Linked DNA regions of Mus musculus: regions 1 and 3 are each linked to region 2. A link is a loop called in an ENCODE intact Hi-C map of the cell type or tissue named here. Cell type or tissue: heart. All regions are shown on one strand.

The links. Peaks named below come from ENCODE experiments on the same cell type or tissue, not always from the same donor. Only the 100,000 strongest peaks of a DNase experiment are listed, where the experiment ranks them.
Region 1: it touches region 2 in a loop (2.9-fold over the local background); 8 of 42 quality-filtered maps call a loop at or near these places.
Region 3: a loop joins it to region 2, with 4 times the contacts of the local background. A loop is called at or near these places in 2 of 42 quality-filtered maps.

What each region holds. Positions count from the first base shown.
Region 1 is chr11:73,277,717-73,285,716 of GRCm38, reverse strand. It overlaps Trpv3 (transient receptor potential cation channel, subfamily V, member 3), which reads right to left. Exons shown (of 18, transcript NM_145099.3): 3 at 7,885-7,989; 4 at 7,691-7,777; 5 at 6,647-6,801; 6 at 5,779-5,955; 7 at 3,903-4,043; 8 at 1,844-2,124. Among named protein-coding and RNA genes, the nearest start is that of Trpv3, 14 kb to the right of the region's middle. In heart, a CTCF peak has its summit at 4,022; DNase peaks (open chromatin) are centred at 1,126, 2,066 and 3,926; H3K4me3 peaks cover 854 bases; H3K27ac peaks cover 384 bases.
Region 2 is chr11:74,368,508-74,376,507 of GRCm38, reverse strand. No RefSeq gene overlaps it. Among named protein-coding and RNA genes, the nearest start is that of Olfr412, 7.8 kb to the right of the region's middle. In heart, a CTCF peak has its summit at 4,615; no DNase peak of the experiment used is centred here; H3K27me3 peaks cover 1,204 bases.
Region 3 is chr11:73,046,440-73,054,439 of GRCm38, reverse strand. Ncbp3 (nuclear cap binding subunit 3) reads right to left here and starts at 6,573. Exons shown (of 13, transcript NM_025818.3): 1 at 6,358-6,573; 2 at 4,516-4,581; 3 at 912-1,017. The coding sequence starts at 6,540. In heart, CTCF peaks have their summits at 4,903 (motif pointing right) and 6,680; DNase peaks (open chromatin) are centred at 4,909 and 6,619; H3K4me3 peaks cover 2,233 bases; H3K27ac peaks cover 1,449 bases.

The DNA of each region.
Region 1 (8,000 bases), 1.1 Mb after region 2:
CTGTAAAAATGGGGGTGAAGTTCACAGTTCTTGCCTTCTCACAGATATGAGAGCCCTTTAGCATGCTGCAGAGAGCCAAACCATCAGCTAGTGGGCCCCAAAACCAGCTGAGATCCAGTTCAGTAATGGATCCAAGAATTGACCATTTTTAGAAGTGATTTCCATGAGGCCTGGACTTGAAGCTCTCTGTTTCTCTGCTCCTCCATTCCACCCTCAGTCTAGACTTTACAGCCAGGCTGGTCACTCTGGCTGAACAAGCTGTGACATCAGGCACCAGCCTTTGCAAAGAGAACCATGAAGCCCACTCTTGTAAGTCAGTGGACCTCAAACTCTGCTGTATGTTAGGGTCCCTGGGGAAGGTTTCAAAATACACAACCAACTACTAAATCTCCAGATGCAGGGAAAAACGTGGGAAGTGTTTCATGAAGCTCTCTGTAAGAGTCCCCTGTACAGGAGAGCCACTGCCCTCTATCTTTCCACTTCCTGAAAGCTAACTCATCAATCACCCGAGACTGGGATACAGCATCCAGGAGCATGGACCCAAAACCCAACAGGAGAGATCTGTTGGGAGGACAGCATCAGTGTGTGACTCTCACACAGCCCCACTGTGTCTCCCACCACAGTCCAGGCTTACAGATCCTGCATCCCAGTGAGTAAGAGCCCCAAGGGCAGACCTGTTGCTTGGTCATGGCTGAGTTCTCTACTCCCAGTATGGCAGCCACCTTGGGTGACATCCAGGAAAGTTTTCTACAAGACACTGAATAAAGGAGAGGACTCAGGAACCTCCCTGGGTGGGTACCTTCCTTAGACCAACCTTGACGAGAGTACTTTTCCCTAGGGCATAAGGGGTCCCAGGGCCATGCCTCCTGTAAAGCGAATCTTGCCTGGGCTGGGATGGCAAGGAGGAGAGAATGACATGCAGGAAAAGGCTCATGGAAGAAACTAGACCCACAAATACCCTCTGACTTTTCTCAGAACCCCTACAAGCTATGACCCTGGGTGGCAGGAGAGGGGGGTCAGACATACAATTCTCCCTTTGTTAAAGCTGTTCTTCATCCCTCTCCACCCCCACCCTCTACAAGGGAATAAAAAGGTCCCTTGTGGGCTCCAGGCCTGGCCTGACCTCAGGGCAGCTGACTAGGAGAGGTACAAGGATACACAGCTGGAATTGCTCAATAGATGCTAACTATCCAGTGTTCTTCCACAGTCTCCCAGAAGCCACACTCCCCTCCCAAGATCCATTTCCTGAGAAGAAATCTTATATCAGCCAGACCACAGCTCCAGCCACAGAGAAACACATCAGCCTGTCCCAGCCTAGGTCTTCCCAAGGTGCTCAGATCAGCCTGGAGTTCTTTGACCACATCACACAGGCAAAGGGGCCCATATAGCCACACTGTGCTGGAGAAGAAGCCTGACCAACAGACTAAGATCCTCCTATTTGCCAGGGAGAAGCCCATTGGCTGTGGACCCAGAGTAGCCATTCTGGAACCACTGCCCCCTCCCCAGCCCTCCCCCCAAGAAGCAAGCCTGAAGGACAAACACACAGCCTGTGGTTGAGTGTCACCACTCAGGAATGCTCAACCACAAAGCACCTGAGATATTGCATCACCTTGGCCTCAGGGATTTCCCAGTCTGGCCCCACCTAGGAAGTCCCAGGAAGAGAGCATGAACTCAGGGGTGCAGGATTGATGTCTTGGGGTGGCCCACGTGCTGGATTTCACTGAGCCACCACTGCACTTCCAGACCTAAGCTGCAGCCTTCCCAGAGTTGAGGCTGGAGCCCTGTGGGCTCCTCAGAAGTGCACCACGTTTCCCCAGCCCCCACATCTGCTGCGGGGCCCCACCTCAGCCTTGCCCATCTTGGCAGCCAGCTGCAGTGGTGTGAGCCCATCGTTGTTGCGCATGGTCTCCAGCTCCCAGTTGCCACTCCTCAGCAGGATCATGTCATACATGCGCTTAACGAAGTCATTCTGAGTCTTGAAGTCCTCAGCCACTGTCACCAGCGCGTGCAGGATGTTGTTTCCCCGGGAATCCTGGGAAGTGATGTCTGTCTGCTCATTCTCCATCAGCAGCTGCACAATCTCAGGCTGGTTAGTACACGCTGCCAAAGCCAGGGGTGTCTCGCCTGGGGGGAGGGGAGTGACTGAGCTCAGTCCTCTCATAGGCCAAAAGCAATATCCTCCAGGCCGCAGTCCCAGAGGCCCAGATGCTGGCCATCACAGCGGCACTGACCCCTGAGGCTCCCTGACCACCTCCCCTTTGCTCAGTGAAGACTGAAGTGGGTTTACACCATAGCCACCTGTGCTCCCTGCTCCCCACTGACTTTCCAACACTCTGCTCAGCAGAGGAGCAGAACATCTCCTCTAGGTCCCCCACTTACCCAGCACCCTGCACAAAGCCCTCTCTCTCATCCTCTCACCCATGCTCACACCTCTCCTGTCACAATGGCCTCCTTACTCCAACAAGAGACATTCTCTAAGCTCTGGGCCTTTGCATACACTGCTATGCTTCCTGCAGCTGCTCCGCGCTGACCATTCCCAGTCTTCGCTCAGATCCCACCTTCTTGGTGACTCACTCTCAATGCCCTATTTAGATTTATAAACCCTTCCACCCACCCAGACAAAACTCTGGGTTCTTCTCCCTCTTTTTACTCCCACCTGTGCCCTCTCTTTATTCCACCCAGCAAATGTTTCCCAACTCTGGCTTTAATTAGGTCCTAGGCTGGGCAATGAGGACACATGACTGACCGAGCAAGAAGCTGTCCTCAAAGATTCCCAGACTCATCTGGTCCTGCTGACTAAAAACCCAAAGGTGGGGAAGATGGCTCAGTGGGTAAGACTGCTTGCTGTGCAAGCATGAGGAGCTGGGTTCAAATCCCCAGCACCCATGTAGAGAGCTGGGCATGGTTGGCACAGGTGCAGAGACAAAGTCTCTGGGGCTTACTGGCCACCCACCTAGTTCCACCACATTTTGACTCAAGGGAAAAGGATGAAAAGTAATGCAGGGAACACCAGTGTCCCCTCTGTCCTCTGTGCCCACATTCACATACACCTCACGTATAAACCGTACATACACAAGAGAGACAGAGAGACACAGAGCAGTGACAGTCAGGCCCAGTGGGGCTTCCAACCACCCATCCTGACTGGGATGGTGGTGGCATAAAAGTAACAAAACTGTACACTAAAATGGGTGGATTTCACTATACCTAAAGTACACATTTTTTTTTAACCCAAAGAATTTGTAAAGGCAATGTAAACATTGTCAGAAGAGGGGGAAAGATGTTTGTGCCAATTCTAACCTCCCACCAAAACATACACACATACATGTACATGAACACATACACACATACATGCACACGCGCACACACACACACACACACACAGAGAGAGAGAGAGAGAGAGAGAGAGAGAGAGAGAGAAATGAAACAGTAAATAAACCAGGTTTGAAGGAAGGACATTACAGAGTCTGTCCTTTTGTTTGACCACAAAGTTCTGGAGGTTCTGGAACCTCAGGCTTACACAGAAGCTCCCCCTGTAAGGACATCTTTCTAACACACACAACAAAACTGGGTTTGGATTGCTGCGCTGTCAGGGATTCTCCCCCTTCACTCTGCCAGTCTGTCCAGATGTCACACACACACACACACACACACACACACACACACACACACACACACGTCTTTATTCTCTCTGCAGGTGTGAGCCCTACTGCTACCAGGTAGTACTGTCAGGCAGGCTCCTCCACCTGACTCAGCACCAACCCAGTCGTAATGCACATGCGCGCACGGAGGAGACTCTGTGTTGTAGCACCCCTGTGTGGTAGGGCTGGTCGCAGCAGAGCACAGGACAGAAAGCCCCTCCTCCTCCTCTCTCCCCCATCTTCCGCTCCTGCGGCATCACCTACCAAAATAGAAGCCTTCATGCTGGTATTTGGGGTTGAAGAAGACCCCCTTGGCGTGAGCATTGACGTCAGCACCCGCTGCTATAAGCACTGCTGTGATGTCTCCCTGGCGCCGCTCGATGGCGATGTTCAGCGCTGTCTGCCCTGTAAATAGCCGGCATGGGTGCTCAAGGACCTAGGACAACCTAAAGCTGATCTTGGAGTCCCCTTGACTCCAGGTGGCAGTAGCTGACTGAAAATACTAAGGGTGTAGATACCATGTATGGGGATACCCTGTTGATACCAGTTGAATTCTGGGAAAGCAGGAATGAGCTGCACCCCGCAACAGAGAAAACCAGAGCAGGGGTACCCATGACCTGCTGCAAAAGCAACAGCAAGGGCTTGGTAAAGAGGCTAGGGAAGGCTGAAAAGGAGGATGTGTGGCCAGGACAGAAAAGCCTTACTACAGGGACAAATAAGGTTAGTACATTAACTCTATCAAAAATGTGTTCAACCTCTCCATGGGGGAAATCGACCATGAGCAACAAACTCCAAACTTGCCCTCAAAAGGATTTCACTAGGCAGGTCTATTGGCCCAGTTATTCAGCAGACAGGGGCAGGAAGATCAAGACTATCTGGGCTGTGAAGTGAGTTCAAGGCCAACCTGAATAACTTAGTGAGACTGTAGCTCAAATGTTTTTAAGAAGAGGTGGGGATATAGCTCCATGGTCCAAGCACTTCCCAGGACCGCCACCCCAAAATTGAAGGGATCTTGTGCCATAGGATCCTGAACTATAAACAAAAAGAAAGAAAAGCACAGAAGGGGTGGGGGGAGGCAGGACAAGTAAGCCTCAGACACTTGTCTGAACCTCCGCAGGACTGGTGTCTGCTCTCAAGTGACAGACTGAGAACAGGATGTGGCTCACTTTCACTCTTTTCGTTCAGCCATCAATCACAGCAATTCCTCCCCGGGGTTCCCGCCCCTCCTCCATAGTGCCATGACTTTCCCTTGTGAAAGTATGTAGAGTTCAAATAATAAATCAAGATTGCTTTACCCATGAGGAGGGTTAAAGACCCCTATCTGAGCCCCTCCCCCACCCAGAAAAGTTGAGGTGTTTACACCTCCTGGCATGTCAGCAAGACAGCTGATCATGAGCTAATCACTCCTAGTAACTGTGACAAGCTGTGTACTGACTCCAGAGACTCAGGGCATAGCCCGTTAACAGTTCATAGTGTGTTTCCTGGTCAGGGAAACAAGGTATTAAATTATATTCCCTGGCTCCACAAAACCAGACTGAAATGGGACCGCTTCTATCATTCATGACTGCAGGGCTGACTGCTGGCTTTGCTGGCCCCCTACCCAGCTCTCCAGCCTCATCTCCAGGCTTCTGCTTCCTTCTTTGTTCGCTTCTTTGCTTTGTGGTTCTTGAGAATCTAACAGTGTCTTGCACATGCTAGGGAAGCTCTCCTCAATTGAATAACACCCCCAGGCCGTGCCATCTTCCTAGTGTCAAATCCAACAAGCCCTGGCCCATCTTGGGGCTCTGACCCTGACCCTGCTCTGAATCCTTCCCATCAGGTAAGCTTTGGTCAAGCCCACCACTGTACAGTTGCTCACCCCAGTCACTTTCTGTCACATTACATCATCTTTACTTCTGTTCCTGGCACATTCCATATAAAGTCGTCTTTTTACAAGCATCAAGGTTTCCTGACTTGTTCACCCACGCTCAGCATTATTTACAGGGAAAAGAAAGGCTAAGATGGGTGCCTGCTACATATTTGACTTCTCCATAGCCAAAGTGCCTCTGTGAGGCAAGATGGGCTGTATCTGTAGCCACACCCACCTTGGGAAATCCCAACCTCTTCCCCTTGCCCTTAGGTTGCCTCTGCCTTCAGGTACCTTCATAGGCCTCTTCCGTGTACTCAGCGTTGATGAACCTGTCCAGGATGTCGTTCTCCTCAGCGAAGGCAAGCAGAATCCGCACGATCTCTTTGGTGTTGGGATTGATGTTGAGCAAAGCCTTCATCAGGCAGGTCTTCCCGGTGTCTGAGGCTGTCAGCTTGTGCATGAGGAAGTCTACAGACAGTCAAGGATAAAGGCGGGGGAGGAAGGACAGACGGAAGTCTGCAGACAGTCAAGGATAAAGGCGGGGCAGGAAGGACGGACGGAACAGTGGAAGCTGCAGCCTCACACCTTGGAAGCATGCCCGCTACCCTGCACTGGGGGCTCCCAACCCTGTGCTACCAGATCCTCTTTTTTTCCTCTCCCCAGTCCTCCTCCAGCTCCCTTCCTGGCTTGCTATTCAAGGCTCGCTACCATCTGGCAGAAAGACAATGTCACCTGAAGCCGAGCTGCCCATGTTGGTGCCCCATCATATCCCTCCTCGTGGTCTAAAAGTGCATCTCGGCACCTCCCCGTCAACCTTCTTCTCCCCTTGATCCCCCAACAGCTATGGACTCCCAAAGCCTTTAATTCCCGTCAATGCCCGAGGAACACCCCCCTCCCCCAGTCCCCAGGCCTGCTTCAGAGTCCCAACACTTTAGAACAACAACCCTCTCCAGATTTACTCCACACAGTAGCCAGACCACGCCCTCTTACTGCCTAAACCCATCCATGACTCCCCGTGGTCCTCTAAGTCAAGCACAAGATTGCTATCCCAATATCCAAGGTGCCTCATGCTCCAGCCCCACAAGAGATGGAGCAGGGTTCAAGCCAACCCAACCATGGTCCCTGGGGCCTGCACTTTATGCCAGGGTCGGGCACTGACCAGGCACATCCAGGCCGCGGCGCCTCCTGCAGAGGTCCTGCAGATCCTGTAGGAGTTCCCGCAGCTCCTCCACGCAGCCCTCGGACACAGCCGCGAAGATGCGCTTCTTCAGTCGCTTCTTCTTCTGCCTCTGTTCTTCCTTGGCCAGGTTTGCGCTAAGACCAGAAGGCATTGTGAATTCATCCTGCATTCGCCTCCCACTCCTACTCTCTTCCTCTCCACCACCAGAGCTACTAGTTTCCGGGCCACTGCTCCAACTCCTATGCCTCCTACATCTTTGCCGATGCCCATGTTTGTGTTCTGTGTTTGGTCAAGCTCCTCTTCCAATCCATATGTAATCACTTTGATCAGAATACACCTGCATACACATGGGGATGATCAAAAAGGATTTGTCTAGCCGGGCGTGGTGGCGCACGCCTTTAATCCCAGCACTTGGGAGGCAGAGGCAGGAGGATTTCTGAATTTGAGGCCAGCCTGGTCTACAAAGTGAGTTCCAGGACAGCCAGGGCTATATAGAGAAACCCTGTCTTGAAAAACAAAACAAAAAAAAAACAAAACAAAACAAAAAAAGGATGTATGTCTATTGTAGCCATTACTTTGAAATATGGAACTAAGGGAAGAGAATGTTCCCTTTCATCTCCATATCTGAACATTTCCATCTATGCCTCCTGCCCCCACACTCCATTATTACTATAATGCAGATGTGTCTCCTTTCACTTGTATGTGTTCTTGCAAAAATGTTCTGTGTAAATAAATTTTTTTTTGTAAATGGATTTTAAATGTACACAATTGTGTAGTTTATGCTGAAGTCCTTATTCTTTGTGTATTGTTTGAATGTTTTATAATGAACAGAAATCATTTTATAATTTTCTGATCTTTCACTCTGCTCTACAAAATGTCACATGCCACAACCATGGCCTGGGACTCCAGGTGTTTGTCCCAACTCTCCAGAGATGATGGCTTCTTTTTCTTTCCTGTGCAGTCCACCCTGTGATGCCCCACCCCTTCTGTGATTAGTGAGATAAGGGGAAGGGGCACACTTACCTCGGACTGTTGGGATTGGATGGGGTCTCTGTCACATCATCCTGAGGAGACTGGGGAGAGTCCATGTCATCACAGTTGCCAGAGAGGCTGGAGATGGAGAAGAGGGACAAGAGTAAGACAAATTTAGAAATGGACAGTGCTACCGTGCCACCACCAGGCCCAGCCATGTGTTCGGGCCAGCAGCCAGTACTCACCACTGCCGGATGTTGGAGTCCATCGGCTTGGAGAAGATGGGTGGAGAGGTCTTGGTGACCGTGGGGTTGGGCTCAAATCCTTCTATCTCCAGGAAGAAGTGTGCACTGAAGGGACA
Region 2 (8,000 bases):
TGTATGTGAGAGTATGTGTATATGTGTATATGTATATACACAGGCATTTGTATGTATGTGTATGTTGCATGTATGCATGTGCAAGTGTGTGTATATGTGTGTGCATGCATCTATGTGTGAGTATGTGTATTTGTGTGTGTGTGTGTACTTGTGTTATTGTTATTAAGACTTTAATTTGAGGACGTCATTATTAACAGCTAGTATTTAGTAGGATGGTTTTGTGATAGGGATCAAAACTAGCTCAAACTAATTTAAGTCTTTAAAGGGGCATTTATTAACAAGATGCAGGTGTCTCTTTGCATTGAAAGGACAGAAGTGGCATCCCTCTTGTCCTCATCTTGCTTCTGCTTTCAGTTTTCCTCTGTTCCTTTGTTTTGTTTGAGCCGAATTGTTGGATTTATTAAAATGGGCTTGTGACAGCTAGAAAGCTTTTTCAGACACAGTAACTATGTAATCGTCTATTAGCTTCGTTCTAGTCCTGAGTCCAGCTACATCAGCCTCAGTGATAAATGCCCTCTTTACTGTCTAGATGGTGAAAATGGGTTCAGATCCGTTGGCTGTGTTCTAAGCCAGGTGCAAGTGAGGGCCTGCTGAAAGGTCTTTTCCCTATCTGCTGTGCTACTTAGAGAAACTTTTAGGGGCTTCTGTGATAGGTTCCTGTAGCACTCTCTGCATCTTGAGGGCTGGCTCCTACTACAGAGAACCTTCTTTAGGGCCAGTCTGGCCTGCACACAGCCCCTCCAGTGCAAAGTTCATGGACTGCACAGTGGTTAGCAGCCCTCTCTGACCCTTGGCTTATCCTCTAATCCCTCCTTGTCTCCACATTCCCAGTGGTCTGGAGGTGCATTTCTCCCAGTGAGACAGCTCCCTGAGGAGAGAGACAGATGCCTAGTAAGCTCTGCTGCTGTGGATCATGGAGGTTTACCCTCCAGGAGCAGAGCCAGGCAGAGCTGGACCAGTCCTTGGGTGGGACAGCTCTTCCAGGGAAATCTCTTCCACTCTAGGGATAGCGGCTGTGTTGCCAGTTCTGACAGTCTTTAAAGTTTATAGTTAATAATTCTTTATATTAAACCATCACCCTTCAAGTTGCTATGGGGGTTTTCTCTTGTAATGGGGTCTAGGCTGGTAGACCAGCTTCTTAACGTCTCTCTGAAGAAGCCTTTTTGACTGGGGAGCTGGCTCAGTGGGTAAAATGATTGCTGTTAAAATATGAGTACTCGAGTTAGGATCCTCAGCACCATCATAAATAGCCAAGGGTAACACCAGGGGACAGAGAGGACTGCAACCAGCATGGCCAAAGTGCCGTACCAAGGTCTAGTGAGAGACCCCATCTCAAGAAGGGGGAGACCAATAGAGAAAGATGAACTTCATATACAGGCATTGGTGAATGCATCTGAGCACATACATGCATGTGCGCATGCACACATGCAACCACACCACACATACACACACACATACACAGATACTCACACACCCACACCCACACACACTCACAAACCCACCCACACACCCACCCACACAGTCACACACACACACTCACACACACACTCTCTCTCTCTCTCTCTCACACACACACACACACACTCATACACACACTCACCCATTCACACCCACTCACACTCCCCCCACCCCCACACACACTCACACCCCCACCCCCACCCCCACACTCACACACACAAACACTCACACACACACTCACACACACACACTCACACACACACTCACCCACTCACACCCACTCACCCCCCCCCACTCACACCCCCACCCACCCCCACCCACTCACCCACACACTCACACCCACACCCACACACTCACACACACACTCACACATACACACACACACACTCACACTGTTTTTGTTAACTCATAGTCCACAGTTCTTATCTTTAAGAGAACAGCGCAGACAGTACTTGGTTCTAGACTAAGTCTCATCAGACTGAGTTTGGTTGGCCCAACAACAGTGGGTGAGCATCTCTCACTGCATCAATCGTTCCCAGCCAGTGGTTAGGACACAGAGTAGCCACAAATCACCCAATGGATGAGGGGGCAGCTAAAGAGCCATTGTGAACACATTTCTAATTGGAGTTTGTAGATTTTTGCTTCTTAATTATAGAGTGTTAGTGGGAACCTGAATTATATTGATAACCTAAAAACATATCTGGATGTTTAGCGGGTAGAAACATCACTAAAGCTGTTGAAATAATATTGAAATTGTAAAATACCAGTTTGGGTTTCTACTGTGATGAAATACCATGACCAAAATGCAAATTGGGGAAGAAAGGTTCATTTGGTTTACACTTTCATACTGTTGTTCATCATCAAAGTCAGGACAGGAACTCTAACAGGGCAGGAGCCTGGAGGCAGGAGCTGGTGTAGAGGCCATGGAGGGATGCTGCTTACTGGTTTGCTCTTCCTGGCTTGCTCGGCCTGCTTTCATACAGTACCTAGGATCACCAGCTCAGGGATGGCCCCATCCACAATGGGCTGCCCCCCCCCCCCCCAACCCTGCCAGCAACCACTAATTAAGACAATGCTCTGCAGCTGGGTCTTATGGAGGCATTTTTCTCAACTGAGGTTTTCCTCCTTTTTAAATGACTCTAGCTTGTGTCAAGTCGATGTAAAACTAGCCAGGACAACAAACACGCTACCATTGCCCAACCACAGCCTTCTTGCTGACTTGAAACCTGGCTGTTTTGTTCATTTTCCAACTTAGTTAAGGCAGGATTCTGCAGAGTAGCCCAGACTGTCCTGGAACTCGCTGTGTGGCCTAAGCTGGCTTAGAACTCGTGGCAATCCTCCTACCTCAGCTTCCTGATGCCGGGAGTGATTATAGCTGTGCCTCATTATTTGAAATAATTGGATGATGTTCCATTTCATAGATGCATATGTGGCTATTTAACTATTTCCCTCTCAACCCTTTGTGACTACAAGTAGTGCCTCTGAAATACTATTTCTCTGTAAATGGTTTTGCATATGTAGGCAAGCACACCTGTCGGATCAATGCCTGGAAGTAGTAGTATTGTGATAAAATGTATATGTATTTCGACTGCTTTCTTTTGCCGAACTGTCCTTCCAGGTGGCTATATGAATACATCTCTTCACAGGGTATGAAAATACCTTATTTATCCCACCTTCAATAAACTTGCCAGTCTTTGCCTGAGAAGTATTTTTATCACAGTTTTAATTTACATTTTATAAAACTCATGAATGTGTCTGAACATTTTTTTTCTATGTTCAGGCATTTCTTTTCCTACGCATCTCCATTTCCTGTTGTCATAAATCTCTTTCTTCCTTTCTTTCTTTCTTTCTTTCTTTCTTTCTTTCTTTCTTTCTTTCTTTCTTTCTTCCTTCCTTCCTTCCTTCCTTCCTTCCTCCCTCCCTCCCTCCCTCCCTCCCTCTTTCTTTCTTTCTTTCTTTCTTTCTTTCTTTCTTTCTTTCTTTCTTTCTTTCTTTCTTTCTTCCTTCCTTCCTTCCTGGTGGTGGTGGTGGTGGGTGTGTGCCTGTGTGTAATTTGTAAGTAAGGGGGCTGTTAGTTTAGTCTTTATGTTGGAAATACTCCCTCTGCCTGTTGTGGACACCTGGCTCTTTCTATTCTCTATGAAAATTAGAAGAAAACTCTTGTGTATTCAAAACTATCTGTTGAATCTGTGAAGACTATGTCCAGCTACAGGAAATAGAAAAATCAGCTAACAATGCCTTGAGGGATGGAAGGATATTTTATTCAAGTGACATGAGAAGGAGAATAATTTGTTCTTCAATGAAAACTGCATTGTCTTGGACACACCTTCCTGGGTTCTCTGATTCGGATTCTCTCGGAGTCATTTTACAATTCTGCAAGTTTCAAATAAATAATAACCATAATTATAATGGACATGCAAATGAATCTGGAGGGACATCTTTCTCCCATTGTCATAATCGCCCATAGAAAGACAGTTTGCACAATCATTTTAATGTTTCTAATAGTAAATGTGGCTACTTTTTGGGATTATAACATCTTGGGGATAAAGATGTCTTAGGGCTGCTATTGCTATGAAGAAACACAACGACCTATGTTTCTATGCTATGACCAAAATCAAGTTGGGGAGGAAGGGTTTATTTAGCTTACACTTTCACACGGTAGTTCATCACTGAAGGAAGCCGAGACAGGAACTCAACCAAGGCAGAAACCTGGAGGCAGGAGTTGGTGCAGTGGAGGGGTGCTGATTGTTTTTTAAAGCTTTTATTATTTTAATTCCTCGACTACAGAGATTTTTGTTTTTCCAATCACTAGTGAGTGCTGTTTCATCAAATGACTTTGGTGGTCTAAGGACTGATAGGTCGTCGTGTTTATATATTATTTCCCCAACGTAATCCTAGAATTAATCATCTTGGATTTCATTTTACATCCTTGTATCAAATGCTTTTGCGAATGAGAATGCAGATTGCTGGGAGCCGGCACCAGCTGGTCATTGTGGGGAAGAATGACTTAATTTTAGGGAGAGTCAGAGACTGGGGGGTAGGGTGAGGTGGGGTAGGGTCGAGCAGAAGAGGATCTGCAGCCTTTATGCACTTCCTTCTGGAATCTTGGATTACAGCCGCGGAATTTTATTTAAAACGCACGCGATTCCAGAAGCCGCCGCTAGATGGAGCACGAAGACTGTAGAACTGGAGGATGCGAACTCCAGTCTGGTCAGCGAGCTCCCGGTTTTTCTGTCCACTGCTTCTGCGCTAGGCTGTCCTTCAGGGTGTGTTTATCTCTTTGGTCTGTTCCTCTGATGATCCGAGGTCCTCCACGCTCTGAAACTTTGGGGGGCACTGCGGAGACTAAGGCTATTTGGGTGAGAGCCAGAGGGTTCCAAGAAAACAGCTCATCTTGGAGTCGGTTTGAGGGACTCAGCACATCGCCTCCTGTGGAAAATGACCCTAGTAGGGCTCTTTGTGCCCTGACCCAGGGTACAGCGCTCGGTGGGGAGGAAGAGAGCTGGTGACTGAAGTCCATTCAGATCTCCCAGCCTGAGACAGATCCTCTTAGGCTCCCGGTATCCAAGATTTAGATCCAATAAAATCAAGCATATTTTGGGATGAAGAGATGGTCTATGGAGGTTAATAACAATGATTGCTTTTTCCAGGTTGAACCTCACACCTTCCTCTGGCCTCTACTTGGGTGGTGCACATATGTGCCGTCAAATTACCCATACCCATAGAAAGAAAGGAAAAAACAAAGTAAAGCAAGACAGGCACATTAGAAACATCTATGGATGTTTAGATGTTATGTGCATTATTAGAAACGATAATACACATAATTTGTGGACAATCTTCTAGGAGACTTGGTTGCCACTGATAAGTTGATGTATTAGTTTTTTGTATACCCAGAGTTTTAATGACAGTTTTACCCACACATATCCACAGGGAAATGGAGATGCCCTTTAAAGACAGTTTTCACTTCAGGACTTTCTAGCTACTTGTGGTGGTGCACACCTGTACTTTCAGCACGCGGGAGGCGGAAGCAGGAGGATCATGACTTTGAAATCAGCCTGGCATACATAGTGAGACTCTGTTCAAAACCAAATTAATTCCCGCACCCCAAGAGAACAACAGTAGCAACAGTCCAACACATTGGACTCCCTGTGCAGCTGCGGCAAGAATGGTCAGTGGACAGCCGCTGGGGGTCCTTTCCTTAAGGGTTTGCCTTGGTTTCAGAGCCCTTTTTTTCCCAAAGACCACTCCTTTCCCAGGATACCCCACATCTGGTGACTAAACAAGGTGGGGCTATAATGTGTAGTTCATAATGTGTAATAACGTGTGATCTGTAATGTATAATGTGTAATTAACCTCACCTAGAACATCCTAATACCTCCCTGTTGGGTTGATGATAGGTCTGAGTATTTCCCCTCTAGTTGTGTGTTTAAACGTAATGGCCAACGTGTAGTGGTAAGAGGTGGGCCTCTAAGGGGATCAGGTAACAAGAATTCTTGTGAATGAGCTTAAGACCCATATAAAAGAATCTTTATGTAGCAGAGAGCTCTCCTGTTCACACATCTGCAGTATGTGGTCACAGCATTTCTTCCCTTTGGAGGATGCTGTCTTAGTTGGGGTTTCTATTCCTGCACAAAACATCACGACCAAGAAGCAAGTTGGGGAGGAAAGGGTTTATTCAGTTTACACTTTCCACATTGCTGTTCATCATCAAAGGAGGCCCCCCACCCTTGATCACTAATTGAGAAAATGCCTTACAGCTGGATCTCATGGAGGCATTTGCTCACCTGAAACTCCTTTCTCTGTGATAACTCCAGCTTGTGTCAAGTTGATAAACAAAACCAGCCAGCACAGATGCGTAAGGCAGAATCTTGGAAGCAAGGAAACCCAGTTCAGTAATTGGCATTGAGTGGGTCTTCAACAGGCAGGAGCATGGCAAGAATGGGAGCTGGCAGGTTTTACCTTCTCTCCTTTCTCTCCCTTGCTAATCAGATTCCCAAAGCTAGACTCCAAAGTCATTCCTGAAACTAAACACCCAGGTCCACCAATCAAAATTCATTACTTGGCTATAATGGCTAACCTGGCCAATGAGGACTTACTAACTCATCCTTGCTCAGACTTCCCCCTTTCTTCTTAAACATCACTCCTGTAGACACACCTGCTTACTTCGTTTGTACCATGTAGAGTTAGCACCCTCACCCCCATCCTTCCTAGGAAATAAATCTCCTTGGTGCAGGGAACTTGGTGTCTGGGTGTGTTTTGTACTGACTCTGAGGGACTGGCCCCTACAATGTCTTTGATTTTCCAGCTTCCAGACTGTGAGAAATGACTTCTGTATTTAAAAAGATTTATTTTCATTTTTAAATGTGTGTGTGTGTGTGTGTGGGTGTGTGTGTGTGTGAATGTACACCATGTGTGCACAGGTGCCAATGGAAGCCAGAAGAGGGCACAGGATCTCCTGGGTCTATGGATGGTTATAGGCAGCTCACTGTGAGTGTTAGTAACCAAACTCTGGTCCTTGGGAAAAATATCAAATAGTCTTAACCACTGACCCACATCTCTTCAGCCTTGCACTTTTCTCTTCTCTTCTCTTCTCTCCTCTCCTCTCCTCTCCTCTCCTCTCCTCTCCTCTCCTCTCCTCTCCTCTCCTCTCCTCTCCTCTCCTCTTCTCTTCTTTTTTCTTTAAAATAAAGTGCTCAATCTCAGGTGTTTCCTTTTAGAAGAACAAAAGAGACCGAGTTAGCCAGGGTGAGTTCACACAAACGGGAACCAAGCTCTAGAGCAATATACATTCTGCTGTCCATGGATAGACAGCTTTGGATAGATCTAGATCCATTTAGCCTAAAGTGAAATGTCAATCTGTGTGGTTTGAATGTAAAATGGTCCTCACAGGCGTATGTTTGAATATCTGGCCAGTAGCTCATGATGCCATTTTGGAAAGTAATGGAAAGTCCCCCAAAGAGTGGGACTGCAGTATGGCTAGGACAGGCCTTGAAGAAGGTGTCCTCCTTGGGCTAACCTGGGCTCTCACTGTGTCCTGATGTGAACACCCTGTGCTCTCACTGTCTTGGTTGGAGCTGCCCCAGCTGCCTGCCTCCCCTGCCATGGTGGTCTAAGAGCCCCAAAACTGTCAAAATAGATCCTCCCTCCTTGGAGTTTTTTTTTTTCTGTCAGGTATTCTGTTTTGTCATTGAGACAAGCAAAGTGGCTAACAGGAAGGCCAGGGTTCATCTTCTGATGTTTTCTAATTGCTAAGAGTGGGGTGTTCAGGGACTCTGATGGTTACAATCTCTCTCCTTCAAGTCATTTAACAATTGATTTATGCATTTAGATCTCTGATATGTGCACAGATATTTACAGCTGTATGTCTTTTAGTAAAGTCATCTCTTTATCATTTAAGAGGCCTTTATTGTCTCTTTTTATAGTGTTTGACTTTTTGTTTGACCTACTTGTCTGATGTAAACATAGCTACTCTTCCAGTTTCTAGTTGCTTGGAAAAAAATACATACATATTTGAGTATTTCTTTGCTCATTTACCCATTTAC
Region 3 (8,000 bases), 1.3 Mb after region 2:
ACCAGAGCTTCAACACGCAGTCAGAAGGCTGCCTCCTGAGCCCTTCATAAACACCAATATTTACAAATGCACAGAGAGGACTGTCGGGGTGTTCATGGACTTACAGAAGAAGGCAGTGAGAAGGATGTAGGCTGTAGGCTCACTCTATTGAGCGCTCCTTTTAAAAACTGCTTTGCTAGAGAGTCATGGTGCACCCCTAGAATCTTAGAACTTGGGAGGTAGAAGCAGGAAGACCATGAGTTTAAAATCATCTTCAGTTTGAAATCAGTCTGAGCTCCATGAGACGCTGCCTCAAGCAAGCAAACAGAAAAGTAGTAATTGGGCTGGGATGTGGTGACTTGACTTGATTAGCATGAGTGAGTCTCAGAGTTACACCTAGCACCACAAAGAAAGAAAAAAAGCCCACCACTATCAACTGCCTTGCTATAAGTTCTAGGGAGAAAAATACCTTAATAAAATAGGCTACAGTTGATTTAGGTCTCTTTGAGAATAAGTACTGAGAGGCCTGCATGTACCATGCATTATTACCAATAAAAATCCCAGCTGCTCCAAAAGAGCTCCAAGTGCCCTAAAAGAAAGCTTCAGAGTGAAGCCCGTCCACTCTTCTTAAAGGCAAGGAACAGCTAACTAACATCACTAGGATGAAAGCAGAGGAGCAGGTTCCGAGGTAAGGATGCACGGCTCCCCTCTGACACAGCCTCCCTGACCCTGTCTTCTGTTCCACTCTTCTAGCTCTAACCGAGAACTATCTGACAGCGTCTCACATTTACAAAGGTGATGTTAGAACCCCTTCCTCTTGGGTATTTGGATGACGACCGGACATACAGGACAAAGCCAGAAAGATCGTGAAACAACGGCAGGGAAAGTCACTCTTGAACCAGGATGAAAAATCTCCCCCAAACACACTGTACCTTTCTTCATCATGTCTCGGTCCAAGGCTACATTTCTCTGGGCAAGATTTACTTCTGCTCGAAAGTGGAAGCGCTTGGCTCGCTGTTCTTTCTTTTCAATTGCTTCCTAGAAAATTAAAAAAGAGGCAAATAGGGAAAGGGAGGACGAGGAAAGTTAAATCATAAACATGCTGCAACCTTCAAATAAATCACAATAAGCAACCTTGAATGTGTTTTGCAGAAAACTGGACATGCATAGCATACAGTAACCCTGCTGAAATCATTTCCATTCTATCAAAACCTATGACTGTACCCAGAACATAGTAGGAAGTCAAGAAGTCAGTGAATACTTGTTTATAAAGTTTTCTGATATTTCATGTATCACCAACAATCACACCAAGAAGTTAAAACAAATAACCTAACCTTCTCAATTTTCCTAGTGCAGAAATGAAGATACAAAAAAACGGAAGAAGGTTTGCAGAAAATATCTCCTCAAGCTAAGGGCAGATCTGATCCAGTGCTATTTCCAGGAACCCCACAACTACCATTATCACTTTACATTGTCTGTGGGCATGGTAATCACACCTATTATGCTCTTCCACATTATGTATGCCTGAATGGTCCACTCCCTAAAAGCCACACCCCCATTTAAAAATAACACCAGAGCAAAAATAGTCTCCTCTATTCCAGCCTTATGTGCATGGAATTGCCTGTTTTCCTTTGTAAGTGACAAAGACACCAACACTGCTGGAAAAACTTTGTAAATTTCTTCCAAAGGTGAAAATAAATTCAGGTCCAATTATGATTTTCTGATGGCTCTCAAGGGCCCTTCAGTAACTGCAACTGAAGGCCTGACTAAAACCAGCTTGAGGGCATGAGGAAGCAGCATGCTTCTATTATTTCCTAATGGTTAGGCTCATTTTTTTCCCCCACTGAAGTCTTCCTAGCACAAACAACAATCTACTCTCTTCAATTTGTGTGTATGTGCTTAGTGTATAGGTAGGAACAGATGTGTGCATTTGAGGATGGGGGAGCAGGTCTTTCTTAATGCTGCGATTACAGATACAAACACACTGCTCTGAATTAAAAAAACAAACAAACAAGCAAAAAACCCATGGGTGCTAGGGATCTGAGCTCAATTCTTATGCTTCCACAGCAAGCACTTTACTGACTGAGCCAGTAAATCTCCTAGCCAAATTCTTTTTTTTTTTTTTTTTTTTTTGGTTTTTCAAGACAGGATTTCTCTGTGTAGCCCTGGCTATCCTGGAACTCACTCTGTAGAACAGGCTGGCCTTGAACTCAGAAATTTGCCTGCCTCTGCCTCCCAAGTGCTGGGATTAAAGGTGTGCGCCACCACCGCCCGGCTCCTAGCCAAATTCTTTTCCCCAGTATCTGTTTCACATATTAGAAAATAATACCAAGTTGAAAGAAGTCTTCTTCTCAAGTGAAACTGAGAACATTCACTTTGTACTATTTTCTCCACTAGAAGATGCTCGGCTCTTTCTTTTGGCCTTTAAGTATCTGACACAAACGGAGAAGGAGAAACTATAAAAAGCCATGTATGGCATACTTATATTTATTGTTTTTAAAGATCCAATATATAAATATATACTATTGTTTACATCATAAATTGGGTCTGGAGAGATGGCTCAGCAGTTAAAAGCACTTAGGGCTCTTACAGAGGACGACAGTTCAGTTCCCAGCACGCACATGGTGTAGCTCACAGTTGTCTGTAACTCCAGGTCCAGAAGATCTGATGCCCTCTTCTAACCTCCATGGGCACCAGGCATGCACATGGTGCACCTAATATATGCAGGCAAAACACTGATACACATATATAAAATAAAAAATATAACTGAAATTGAAAAATCTGTTTCAAACTGAACAGTACACATTTAAATCAGGAAGAAAGAAAAGGTCTGGGGCTGGAGAGATGGCACTGACTGCTCTTCCAGAGGTCCTGAGCTCAATTCCCAGCAACCACATGGTGGCTTCTAGCCATCTGTAATGGGATCTGATGCCCTCTTCTGGTGTGTCGACAGAGTACTCATATGCATAAAATAAATAAATCTTTAAGAAAAAAAAAGTCTGAACTGAAATAAAGCAATGTACTGACAATTTATCACATGGAAATTAAGAAGCTTCACTCTGAGGTATTATAATGGAGGTGATACAATGGTAATAGCAATCACTTAGCAAAAGACAATATTGTCAGATGCTGGGAATAACTCAGTTGGTATGGCCCTCAAAGGTTAGACAGGCAGACAACTAGAAAACCCTATTCTTCTAGGTTGACAGCCAGTGTTTCCATAGATATGCGTTAAGGGCTCAGTTACATGCTGGGTGCTGTTAACAGTTTTTAAAGCGTGCGAATGACATCCAAGTAAGCAGCCCCAAGGCCAGGGACGTGGCGTGACTGTGGCTGTGCTTGTGCTTGCCATGTAAACCTGACAACCTGAATCTGGATCCCCATGTAAAAGCCAGACACTGGCACATAGCTGTGACTCTACACTCGTATAGCAGGACAGGAGACAGGAGGCAGAGATGAGAGAATACCTCAAACTCAAGGCAGGAGGGGACGGAGAGACAGCCGAGCAGATAAAGCCACTGGCTGTTGTTGCAGAGCTCCAGGCCTGGTTCTCAGTACCCACAGGACAACTCACAACTATCTGAAGCTCCAGTCGTAAGGGAACTGAAGCCCACTCCTGAGCGCCTCACACACGCGTTCTCAACGTGGTACACTGACATACATGCAGGCAAATCACTCACACACAAACTTGAAAATAATTTTCGTAATACTACTACCAACAAAAAAAGAAGCCAGATGCAGTGGCATATGCCTTTGATCCTAGCACCTGAAGTGCAGAGGCAGGCGGATCTCTGTGGGTTCAAGTTCAGCCTGATCTACATAGTGAGTTCCAGGACAGCCAAGGCTATGCAGAGAGATCTTGCCTCAAATAAAATAAAACAAATTAAAAAAGATGAAAACAAAACAAAACAAAACAAAACAAAAAAAAAAAAAAAAAAACCCAGGTGGTAGTGGTGCACGCCTTTAATCCCAGCACTTGGGAGGCAGAGGATTTCTGAGTTCCAGGCCAGACTGGTCTACAAAGTGAGTTCCAGGACAGCCAGGGCCACACAGAGAAACCCTGTCTCGGAAAAAACAAAACAAAACAAAAAAAGATGAGAGGTGAGAACCAACACCTGACGGTGTCCTCTGACTTCACAGGAGTGTTACAGCACACACACACTTTCACACAAACACCCGCTCCCCATCAAACATAAGTAAATGTTAAGTAATAAATAAATATTAAAATAAGCATTCCCAGTGCAAACTCTTTCTTGGAAAGGATTGAGCACAGGCAACTAAGGACAGTGATTATCTTTTCATGGAGACGAGCACACACAAACGCTGCCTGAATGTCTTCTGGATACAGAAGGACATCCTTGGGTAGACAGATGTAGATATGTGATACTATGAGATACATATCATATATAGATGAGATATATATCAGCAGTAAAAGAATAAATGAGGCAAGATATTTACTGCTGTGTGAATGTAAATGGTAAAGACCAAGTTCATTAACTCCATCTGCTGATCAAACAATAGCCCAGTCTGTCTCACCTTGGAGGTGACATCGATCCCAGTGATGAAGCTGCCAGCCTTGTTTTCATATCTTCTGCTTGTGTCCTAACAGAAGAGGAAAGATGACAAACTCTGACAGAAAAATCCACAGAAAAGGCAACCTGGCAACTGGCCCTTTTGGAAGTCATTCTTTTCAGCAACTCTTCTCCATTTTAACAACTCTTGTTAGGAGGAAGTCTATCTCTGAGGCTCCACAGAGAGGCTTCCAGACGCCAGGCAGGAGCCTGTTCATAACATTAAGTAATTCTGTCAACTCAGGGTATCTATATAAATGAAAATCTAAAGTCTTTTGTGAAAAAAATGTCAAAAATGAGATAGTCACATAACTCCCCAAACCAGACTGGACACATTTCCCACGAAAGGCCACTAGGTGGCGCAAATGCCTCCAGGAGAATGCTTCAGGTCCTGGATCTCTGGGAAAAATACAGGCTAATACAATGAAGAAAGGAGGGGATAAAAACAGAACTAAAGTCTCAGGACTGCAGCTGATACCCTGGACTCTGCATTCAATCTCCAGGCCTTGCTTTCCTCCACAATACCTGTCTTTCTGACTTCTGTTCTCGTGCTTAAGACAATCCAACATTTCTCCAACAAAACAATCCTGTTTCCATCTCTAAGACTTCTGAGCTTGCTGTCCTCCCCGCTAGGAATTACTCCCTTCCAACTGACATGGTCGGCCCCTTTTTGTCATTTGGGGTTCAAGTTGAATCTAACTATCTCAAGGGACTTTCCTGTGCATCCCAACACACACCAACTGCTTCACATCCCTCCTGGCCACTGTGCTTTTTATCCTATTAACAGGGTGTGTGTGTGTGTGTGTGTGTGTGTGTGTGTGTGTGTGTGTGTTTGTTTTTGTAGCACTTAATACAAAAGGGAACTATTTACTTGTCTCCCCTACTAGGGCAACACCAAGAGGGAGTTCGCTCTTAAGCACCTAGGATTACACCAGCACACAGAGAGGTGTGTGATATAAACATGTTAAACTGACTGAATGGATAACACCTGACCTATACACTATCCACTATAACCTATAGATGTTGTCACCAAAGGTATTGTCATTTGTCATCACTACCTTAGCCTTCACTCATAACTTCAAATGTAAAACCAAGCTGCTATCATGTAATTAAAGGAGGGGGCGCAGGGAGTTCACGTTGTATGTGAAAACCGAGCTATCCAGGCCTCAGACCAGCTTTAAGAAGGGGCATGTGACTACCAAACCACAGGCAAAACACTCCTCAGACCCACTGTGGTTAAAGAAAGATCAAATGTCACTGTGTGTCAGAAGCTGGGACCACCGAGAGTAGACGCAGTGAAGGTGCGGGGACGTGAGGACCCTCATCCACAATACCAACACACGAGTGTCTGCTGTTTGACAGGTCTAGCCCTCCCAAGCGAAGAGAGCTGGTTTAAGTGACACCAACTCGGCCGGGGAAGGAGGACCCACCAGGAGACCTGGATGCCGGCGGCACCTAACACTTTCTTTGAGGGCTGATTCAGGTTCTGTTCCCGCCCGCGGCTCCTTTTTATCTCCAACCAAACACAGCTGATTCCGTTCGGGGCCACCGAGGGGCAGCGAGAGGGGTGTCCCCAACTCTCTCCGAGATCCCCCGCCTCTCCAGCGCTCTCTGCACCCATTTCCGGGCGCCCCGGCGTCCTTTCTCTCTGGCGCTCTCCGGGTCATGCGCGGCCCCCGCCTTTCGGCGCTCGCGCCCCTTTCCCGCGTTCCCGGACTTGCGCCAGTGCCGCCGTCCGCCACCTTCCCTGACTCTCCAGGGACACCCGCCCGGCGACCTCCTCAGCCCCCGCCCCTCTCGCCCGTACCGGGAGCAGTTCCTTTAGGGAGCGCCGCACCGGCACGATTTCCAGCTCGCCTTCTTCCACTTCCATGGGCTCCGGCTCGCCACGCTCCAAACCGGACTCCACCTCGGGCGACGGAAGCCCCAAAGCCGGCCCAGCGGGGGCCTCCGCCTTCACAGACACTCGCAGGCCGCGGACGGCCGCCATAGCTGCCAGCCGGCCGCACCACCGAAAGCCCGCCCCTCACTCCCGCCGCCTAGAGCGCCGTCGCCGATGACCACAGAGGAGCACCGCTATCACCTAGAGCGTCGTCTGTTTCTACCAGAAAGCTGTCCTTATCTCTGGCGCCCCCTTGGTGACCTAGGAACCTGGGGCCGGCTTGGGGCGGGACTTCGCGGGGTAGGGGGCGGGACGAAGCAGTGATGGAGGTGGAGCGTCGTCTGAGGTTCCAAAATACCTGCACTTTGAGGACTATACTTCTAAGAACTGCTGAGCGGTTACCGCGATCTATCATCTAGGCAATCTGAGCGTTTACAAAGTTATTTCCGTAGTAAGCTTTGGCTCTGTCAAGTCTTCCAGTAATTGAGCCATATTATGTGGTCAAAATTTTAAACTAGGGCCCAGTGTAGGGGTTACATGCCTATAATCCCAGCAGTCAGGAGTCAGAGGCAGGCACATCTCTAAGTTCCAGGCCATCCAGGGATCCAAGGTAAAACCCTGCCTACATTTAAACTGGAAAGGGATGGTACACGATTGTATTCCCAGCACTTGGGAGATAGAGGCAGGAGGACTAGGGGCTGAAGGTTATCCCCCAATTACACCAAGGGGCAATTGCTAGTTTGAGGCCAGCCTAAACTACAGAAGATCCTATCTTAAAAGGGGAAGAGGGGTGCTTCAAGATCACAGTGACCTACCCAAAGGGCAGAACCAGAGCTTAGACCCATTTTGTCACTTCTGGGAGCTCTACTCATCAGAGACTCACAAGCAAGATTTCCTGCAAATGTTCCTAGTAAGAGTCTGGCTGGGAAAGAGGAAAGGCTTGTTCAGACTTGAAGAAGGGACTTCTTGTCTGTCATGAGTCCTGATTTTGTGTCTCCTCCTGTGTCATATTTAGTTAGCCCTTTCTAGACCTATCTCCCAATCTGAACCAGGAATAGGTAAGACCATATATCTGAGCCCCTAAAAATCTTTTCAGAGAAAGGCAAATCATTCTAAAACAGAAAAAAAAATCACAAGACTCAGATACACTAGGTCACTTTGGGCATGGCACGGAACCTCAGTTCCTTCATCAGAACATAGAACAGTGACACACCTCCACAGAAGAATATAAGGACCGAATGAGCTAGTTATGTGCGGCTGTAAGATCCAAAAGAGGTGATACTGTACATCCAAGCTTTTCTTGAAATGGGTCTGTACCATGGGACAAACAAGATGGAATTCCTTAGAATGGTACCATCAATTGATTGCAATGCAAAGTACAAAATTGGGTTAAAACAATGGATTGTATTTTCTTTTCTCCTGTTCCCCTTCCTTTCTTTCCTTCCGTTTTTCTTTTGCTGTATTAACAATGCAACCCAGAGACTTGAGCATGCTAACAAAGCCCTTTACCAGTGAGCTTTACCCCAGCCCTCTTGTTTTGAGACAGAGTCTTGCTATGTAGCACTGGC